Linked DNA regions of Homo sapiens: regions 1 and 2 are each linked to region 3. The links are chromatin loops, found by intact Hi-C in ENCODE. Cell type or tissue: endothelial cell of umbilical vein. All regions are shown on one strand.

What was found. Peaks named below come from ENCODE experiments on the same cell type or tissue, not always from the same donor. Only the 100,000 strongest peaks of a DNase experiment are listed, where the experiment ranks them.
Region 1: it touches region 3 in a loop (4-fold over the local background); 3 of 110 quality-filtered maps call a loop at or near these places.
Region 2: it touches region 3 in a loop (3-fold over the local background); 3 of 110 quality-filtered maps call a loop at or near these places.

The regions. Positions count from the first base shown.
Region 1 is chr5:39,359,223-39,361,722 of GRCh38, reverse strand. The region is part of intron 1 of C9 (complement C9); the gene reads left to right. Among named protein-coding and RNA genes, the nearest start is that of C9, 4.0 kb to the left of the region's middle. In endothelial cell of umbilical vein, no CTCF peak of the experiment used is centred here; a DNase peak (open chromatin) is centred at 1,062; H3K27ac peaks cover 2,203 bases.
Region 2 is chr5:38,844,723-38,847,222 of GRCh38, reverse strand. It overlaps OSMR (oncostatin M receptor), which reads right to left and starts at 1,211. Exons shown (of 18, transcript NM_003999.3): 1 at 836-1,211. It overlaps OSMR-DT (OSMR divergent transcript), which reads left to right and starts at 1,394. Exons shown (of 4, transcript NR_109951.1): 1 at 1,394-1,555. In endothelial cell of umbilical vein, no CTCF peak of the experiment used is centred here; a DNase peak (open chromatin) is centred at 1,352; H3K4me3 peaks cover 1,817 bases; H3K27ac peaks cover 1,156 bases.
Region 3 is chr5:39,282,382-39,284,881 of GRCh38, reverse strand. C9 (complement C9) reads left to right here. Exons shown (of 11, transcript NM_001737.5): 11 at 1-742. Among named protein-coding and RNA genes, the nearest start is that of FYB1, 64 kb to the right of the region's middle. RefSeq lists a silencer at 1,548-1,712. In endothelial cell of umbilical vein, a CTCF peak has its summit at 1,374 (motif pointing right); a DNase peak (open chromatin) is centred at 1,381.

The DNA.
Region 1 (2,500 bases), 77 kb before region 3:
TCAATGTTTAAAACCACCATGAGAGTAGAATAGTAGCTCAGAGCGTTGCTTCTGGAGCCAGGTGGCCTGGGTTCGATCCCAGCTCCACAATTTACTGGCTCTGCGCCTTAAGTAAATTCCTTAACTTCTCTAAACCTGTACCTCACCTGCTAAATGGGAATAATAATGTGTCCTGCTGTGAGGAATACCTGAGATAACAAAGACAACATGCTTAGCACAGTGCCAGGCAAACAGGAAGTGCTCTGTGAGTGTAGCTATCATTACCTTTTCTCTCTAACTTGTAAATAACAAAATATGCACATGGTTCAAAGATCAAAAATAAAACAAGGTATACATTGAGTATCTTACTTTCCCTACTCATAACTTTCCGTGAGATTTGTGTTATTATATGTAAAGTATATATAAAGAGTTTAAAAACACTTCTTCGCTCCCACCTCATCCTACCTCTACAGGTTGTCACATATATAAGTTTCTGAGTATTCTTCCAGTACTTATTTTGTAGGTTAAACCATAGACTCATACGTAATCTTATTCTCTCCCAGTCTTTTGCAAATGATATCATATTATATATACTATTTTTTACTTTCTTTTACTTTCCTTTTTTTTTTTATTTACTTCATGGCATGTCCTGGATAACTTTCTGAGTCAATATGTGGGAACTTCCTCATTGTCATAGCTGATTAATTCTTACTGATGAACATTTGGGTGTTTCCAATCTTTCGCACTAGAAATAATGTTGCAATGAATATCCTTGTTTATATATCATTTTGTAAGTGGTTAGGTGTACCTGAGGATTAATTCCCAGAGTGATCTGAGTCAAAAGATAATCACTTTGTGACAGTGCTAAAATTGCCCTATTTGTATTATTTTGCACTTTCACCAGCAGAGTAAGAGTACTTGTTTCTCACAGCCTTGCGACAGGAACCACAGGCCAACCTTTTGATATTTGTCAACTTCATAGGTTAAAAAAAAAATAGGTATTTTGGCACGGTTTTAATTTGCCTTTCTCTTATTGAGTCAGATTGCACATTTTTTTCATACATTGAAAGGCCATATATATGTTTTTCTTCGCGAACTATTCATTTCCTTTGTCCATTGTTCTATTGAGTCTCCTGTCTTTCTCTTACATATTTCTATGATCACTTCATAAATTAGTCTTTGTCTCTGATATGAATTACACATATTTTTCCCAGTTTGTCATTCTTCCTTTGACTTTATGTGGTATGTTTTAGTGGAGTTACTTTCATATTTAATTTATTCTTCACTTTTTAAATAACTAAGGAGTACTAGATTGGGGTTTAGAAGACCTGAAAGTGACTAGTTACCTGGGCTCTGGAGAGAAGTTGTCCGGGTTTCAATTCCAACTCTGCCACCAAGTAGCTGCTGTCTAATCTGAGGGCAATTCCTTACCATCTCTGTGGCTCAGGTCCTCATCTTTAAAGTATAATAATAATAATAATAGTAGTAGATATCTAAGGGATGATATAAGAATTAAGTGAGATGATAAATACAAAGGCTTAAGGGAAGAATTCGTGACACATATAAGCACTCACAAATGTTAGCAACTATTATTTAATTTATTTTAATTCAATTTATCTCAACAATCTGGAAAAATATCCAAACATTCATTAATAGAAAAGTTTTGGATATCTAACAAACCAAAGATATTTAAAATGTCACTTTTTCCTCCTACTTTGGTTATATTTGCCTAAGTTTTTCATTTTTATATTCCATGCAAGTGAACAGATATTTATTTATGAACTACATTTGGCCAAATAGGATAATTTGTGTATTTGTCCATTTAATACAGCAAACAGTTATCAACTTTGTCGAATGAGCCAGACGTTGTGTCAGGAATTGCAGTATAATGTTGAACACATTACGGAGGGTCCCTGCCCTCACTGGGCTTACAATCTAGTGAGGAATGCTAACAAGGAAATGGCAATTACAACTCAGTCAAGTTCCCTTGTTGCACCTCAGCCAAGTGAGGCCTGTGATGCTCCTGTGAAGCTTCACCAGTCCACTTGCATACCAGCTTCCTCTGCTCTAGCCTAATCGAGCACTTTGCTCCAATAATGCTGCCACTTTTCTCCTGCAGCATCAATACCTCCCTTTTACTGAATCAATCTCAATGACATACAAACATATTTTAACTTAAAAAAAAATGGCACATTTCTCCACTTTACTCTAGACCCACTCCCTTGCATCCGGTCTCGTGGTATGAAATACCCTCTTATATTCTGACAACATCACATCTATATCTATGGTGAAACGCCACTTATACGCCGACATCCCCACATCTATACCTATGATGAAATACCACTTAGACTCTGACAACTCTCACATCTGTATCTCCAGTGCAATTGTTTCCCTGAGCCCAGTGACCAATTGCTTAGTCAACATCTCTTCTTGAAAAATCTAGTAGGCATCCCAAACATAACATGTCTGGAGAATACCTATTGATTTCTGTACTCGTCTCTACCCACCCTGCACCACCATT
Region 2 (2,500 bases), 440 kb after region 3:
CCATGTTCCAAAGTCAGTTTTAATCTTGGGAATAAAACCTAAAAATTTCTTTCTCCTCCATCAGAATTCCTTCTAGCTCAAACTAAGTATCCTACATTCAATTCTATCTTCTCTGCCTTCATAGACCCTTCCATTTACTTCTCTTGAATATCTTGTTCCCAAAGTGTTTTCAAGGCAGGTCTGTTACCAAGCCACTCCATCAGCAGCACCTAGCACTGTGCCTCCCGCAGCAAGGCAGGCAGGATGGATGGACGGATGCAGGCATGCATGGGTAGGTGGATGAAGGGCAGATGAAGAACTATCGAGAAAGGAATCGCGGTGTCAGGGGTAAAGCCCTGGCCTGCGAGAGCCGGGCTCGGATTTCAGTGCCCTCACAGCTAGCCATATGGCCTTGGACAAGTTACTGAACCCCTCCGTGCCTAGGTTTCCAGAATGTAGAGGGCCACTTCCACTCAAGTGGCTGGAGAAGAAGGTAAGCGCCCCGGACGGACGCTATTGCAGAGTCGCCCGGGGATTCCTCTCTCCACCTGTGCTTGAGCTCCTCCCGCTTCTACGCTAGGGACCAGGTGGGAGAGATACACGGATTCCCAGAAAAATGGCTCTCTCAGGTGGGAGTCAAGGGTTACGAGAGGAGAGGTAGGGGAAGCAATGAACTCCTCCACACGATGTGTTGGGAGAGAGGAAAGAGGGATTCAAGTGGGAATTTTCCACTCAACAAACATTCCACCATCATTTGAGAAAAAGGCGCTGGGATGGTGAATTTCAAACAGTCTGAGAAATGGGCGACTCGGCACTGTGCGGCCTGTAAGGAATGAATCATTTAGTTTTCACCCACCAGGTAGGCAGGCCGGGGGCGAGGACCCTCCGAGCGCCGTCCGAGCGCAGGTGGTAGCCCAGCCAAGCAAACGCTGGGCAGAGGCGGCACCGAGGAGGGGAACGGGCTGCTGCACTCCCGGTCGCGTCCAGCCGGGATGGGCTGCGAAGTTGTCGGATTCTTTCCCGCACAGCACGGGGCTCGCCCGTCGGAAAAGCCACCGAGGGCGGCGCAGCGGCAGGGCGCGAGCAGAGCGGGGACGGGCGGGTCGGGGGTACTCACGCCGCGGGCGAAGGGCTCCACGAGCCGGGCCGAGTCCTCGGCGGCGCGTGGGGCGCGGGTGCGGGCTCCGGGGCGGACGTGCAGAGGCGGCCCGGGCCGGGGCTATGAATCAGCTGCGGGGCAAGCGCGGAGGGGCGGGAGTTACTGGAAAACCGCGGGGGAGGGCAGAGGGGTGAGGTCTTTTGCAATTTCCCGTCTTGCTGCGCACTCTTGGCACTCCTGGGACCCACAGGAATTCCCTCCCTTCAGTCCCGGGGGGAGGCGGCCGCGATCCTGGGGGAGGCGCAGCCTCACAACCCGGACTTTGCGGGCGGGCGGGCACTGGTGAGAAGAGGAAGTGGGAGAGGCCTGGGAAGGAAACTTGGAAACCGAAAACTCGGCGGCCGAGGCTCCGTGCCCCGCGCGCAGCGCTGCTCCTGCCCCGGCCAAGGACGCACGGGCCAGCCGGCGGAACCAGAGGTAAGCCGAGTGACCGATGAGGCCTGGGGCTGTGTATCCCACAGGGGCACTTGTCATCCCAACCCAGAGGCCAAACCCGTGAGATCCCCGTCCGAAAATCTTCAGGCAAGAGAAGTCCTTTAACTAAATTTTGGCCGTGTTTCCATTTGGCGTCCAGAGCAACGAAAACGTGTTTGAACCGAATCAAACGGTCCCCATTTTTCCCCTACTCGCGTTCTATCCAGAAACGCCCTGTCCGACAAAGTTTCTTCGGCTACAACAGTCCCGAAACCTTTATTTCCCAATGCTACGACATGCTACACATGGTTTACTTTTCCCCTTAAAAATGCCATCCAATCTTCAACCTTTTTTTTTTTTTTTTTTTGAGACGGCATCTCACTGTGTCACCCAGGCTGGAGTGCAGTGGCGCGATCTCGGCTCACTGTAAGCTCCGCCTCCCGGGTTCACACCATTCTCCTGCCTCAGCCTCCCTAGTAGCTGGGACTACAGACGACCGCCACCACGCCTGGCTAATTTTTCTATGTTTAGTAGAGACGGGGTTTCACCGTGTTAGCCAGGATGGTCTCGATCTCCTGACCTCGTGATCCGCCCGCCTCAGCCTCCCAAAGTGCTGGGATTACAGGCGTCAGCCACTGCGCCCGGCCAAAAATGCCATCCAATCTTTACCGTGTCTGGGCCTTTGAAAGGTGCATTTCACCTCTCTTAGAGGATAACAGGAGCCTTCCGAGGCAGCCTCGGACCGGGAGCTCCCATAGCCTCGCCTGTCTGGATGCCTGACAAATCAGCAGGCAAGGGGCCTTGCTCCAGATCAGCTGAGCCTAGTTTGGTTTGAGTTTGGGGACCCTGGAAAGTATCACAAAAGCAAGGTTGTAGGAGGGGGGTGGGGGAGGGAACCAAGAGTGATCAACAAGTATCGACCATAAACATATCTTAGAATCCTATATT
Region 3 (2,500 bases):
AAACTTCAAAGTAATTTTCAAACGGCTTTGTATGGTTAACATATTCTGCCAGGTCCATGACCACACGTCTGTACCATGCAATTTAACTCTTATTTACATTGTTATGTTTAGTTTGGTTATTTGCTTAGGTGTGCATACATTCATTCAGCAAATGCTGAGCACCAGCCACGTGCACAGCAGTTGCTTTTACTAGTCTTAGCTCTACGATTTAAATCCATGTGTCCAAGGGGGAAAACATATTATATTTGTAACCAAAAACTACTAGTTTACCAGAGGACTGAAGGGAGATAAAGAGGAGTTGGTTAATGGGTACAAAAATCCAGTTAGATGAAAGGAATAATATAGATAGTGTTCAGTAGCAGAATAGAATGAACATAAACTATTAGTTTAAATTATGTGAAATTCCTTCTATTTGATCATATTTTACAAGAAAAAACATCAATTTTATATAGTCCAACTTAATACCTAGCCTTATGAGTTGTATAAGGTAAGGTTACCTACCTGAGAAGCTGATTAACATTGGTTGTACAATCTTATTCATTAGAGAACATGGTGCTTAGGGTCTGAGACCTTTTGAAAGGTCTGAGAACTCTTTAAAAAAAGGAAAGAAAGAAAGAAAAGAGGAAAAATATATCAAAATAAAAAAATGCAAAATGAGAATTAATAAATGCTTAAACATCAGTATGTATCATGTTAACTTTATTGTTACTATTAATAAACATTTCACACATTTATAAATAAATTATGTTACTTTCTCTCACTTGGCAGAAATTCACAAGAATGCATTTGATTGCTGGGAGATAACAGTAACTAAATTACCTACATGAAAATAATTTCAAAAGCAAAATTTTTAAAAATAATTTTCAAAATTGTTTTTAAATAGCAAATAAAAAGATTACTGGATGTGGGATGTATTTTAATATGTTAGGTATGATATGGAGATCATACTAATAAATGTGCCCTGGCCCTTAAGAGTCTTGCATTTGCCCTGGGAGCTCCAGAGAAGTTCTGTCCCCTGCCCTTCAAAACACTGTGTGAATTAGAGAGGAGTAAGATTTGTTAAATGTGTATAAATACTGAACTCTGTTCTTGAACAATCCACTATTGAGAGAGTTTTTGATGGAGAGCATCTGGCTCAAGGCTGTTATTAGAGTAACACCTGAGAATTCCTTCCACCCTTAGGAATTACAAATGTCAAACAATAAAAGAGCTGAGCCTTGACCAGACCCCCTAGGGCTAGCTTAATGATTTATCAGAGTCCTTTCTAGGGTAATGAATAGCAGGAACAGCCCAGGTTCACACTTGATGGAGAGTCCTCCGACTTCTTGCCAAAGGTGGTATATCTGATGATAGAGCATCTCCAGCAGGGAGCACTATTGAGACACCAGAAACTGCTCAACAGTAATCAACACAGAGCAGAAAGTCTCCAGGCCTAAACTAAAGGAGAATCTCTAGAAACCGGGAAAGATGAGGACCCACTAGGCCTAGCATGTGTCAGCGTGGACTGTTGTTTGGAGAGAGCAGATGTAGCTTAGTTTGCCCAAATGGAGTGCATTATAGGTGCCCCCTACTCCACATGCTCTCTGAGGGGGTGCACCACCAATTCAAGGAAAAGGACAGGTGAAAACAACAGCCCTGTGAAGCCCAGTCCAGAAAGTTGGATCGTTATACTAAATCACTATCGAAAGAAGCCAGTATCAAAAGAAGTTAGAGAAGTGGGATGGGTATTTATGTTCACTAGGACCTGATGGATAAAGGAAGCTCAGAGTTTTGCTACATTTTTACACTTTTCCCTTTTTATACTCAAAATTCAGGTCACTTATTTATTCTAGTGATCACAGAGTAGACAGTCAACATACACCTGTTGTCTAGTGTTCGACGTGTGGGTCAGCATTCTCACCCTGGCTTTACACAATTGTCTCCCCTGCAAGCCCTTTTAATTGTTTAATGGGACCCAACAATAGCATCTCCTAAATTAGTCTCCCAATATTTACTTATGAAAACAGCCCAAAATGGTAAATGATATGGTCTGGCTCTGTGTTGCCACCAAAATCTCATCTCAAATTGTAATCTCCATGTGTCAAAGGAAGGACCTGGTGGGAGGTGATTGGATCATAGGGGCAGTTTCCCCCATGCTTTCCTTGTGATAAGTGAGTCAATTCTCACGAGAGCTGATCAAAGGCTAGTTCAGTTTTTTTCCTTAATGAAACAATTTTTATATACACATGTAATTCACAGGACAGTCAAATATCTGTCCTATGACAGATATTTGGCCCCCACTCTTTGCTCTTCCACCCCCACCTCATGCCCATTACCTACCATTATGCTAAGAGCAGCAAAATGGCCCAAGAAAAGGGGATGGCATGGCTATTTAACAATGGGCAAGTTACTAAACCCTTAAGCCCTAAAATATGCTCAGGGAAAATAATATCTCTTTCCTAGAACTGTTAGGTTGATTTACTGAGATCATTTATACTGTAACCGACTGGAAAAGCAATAA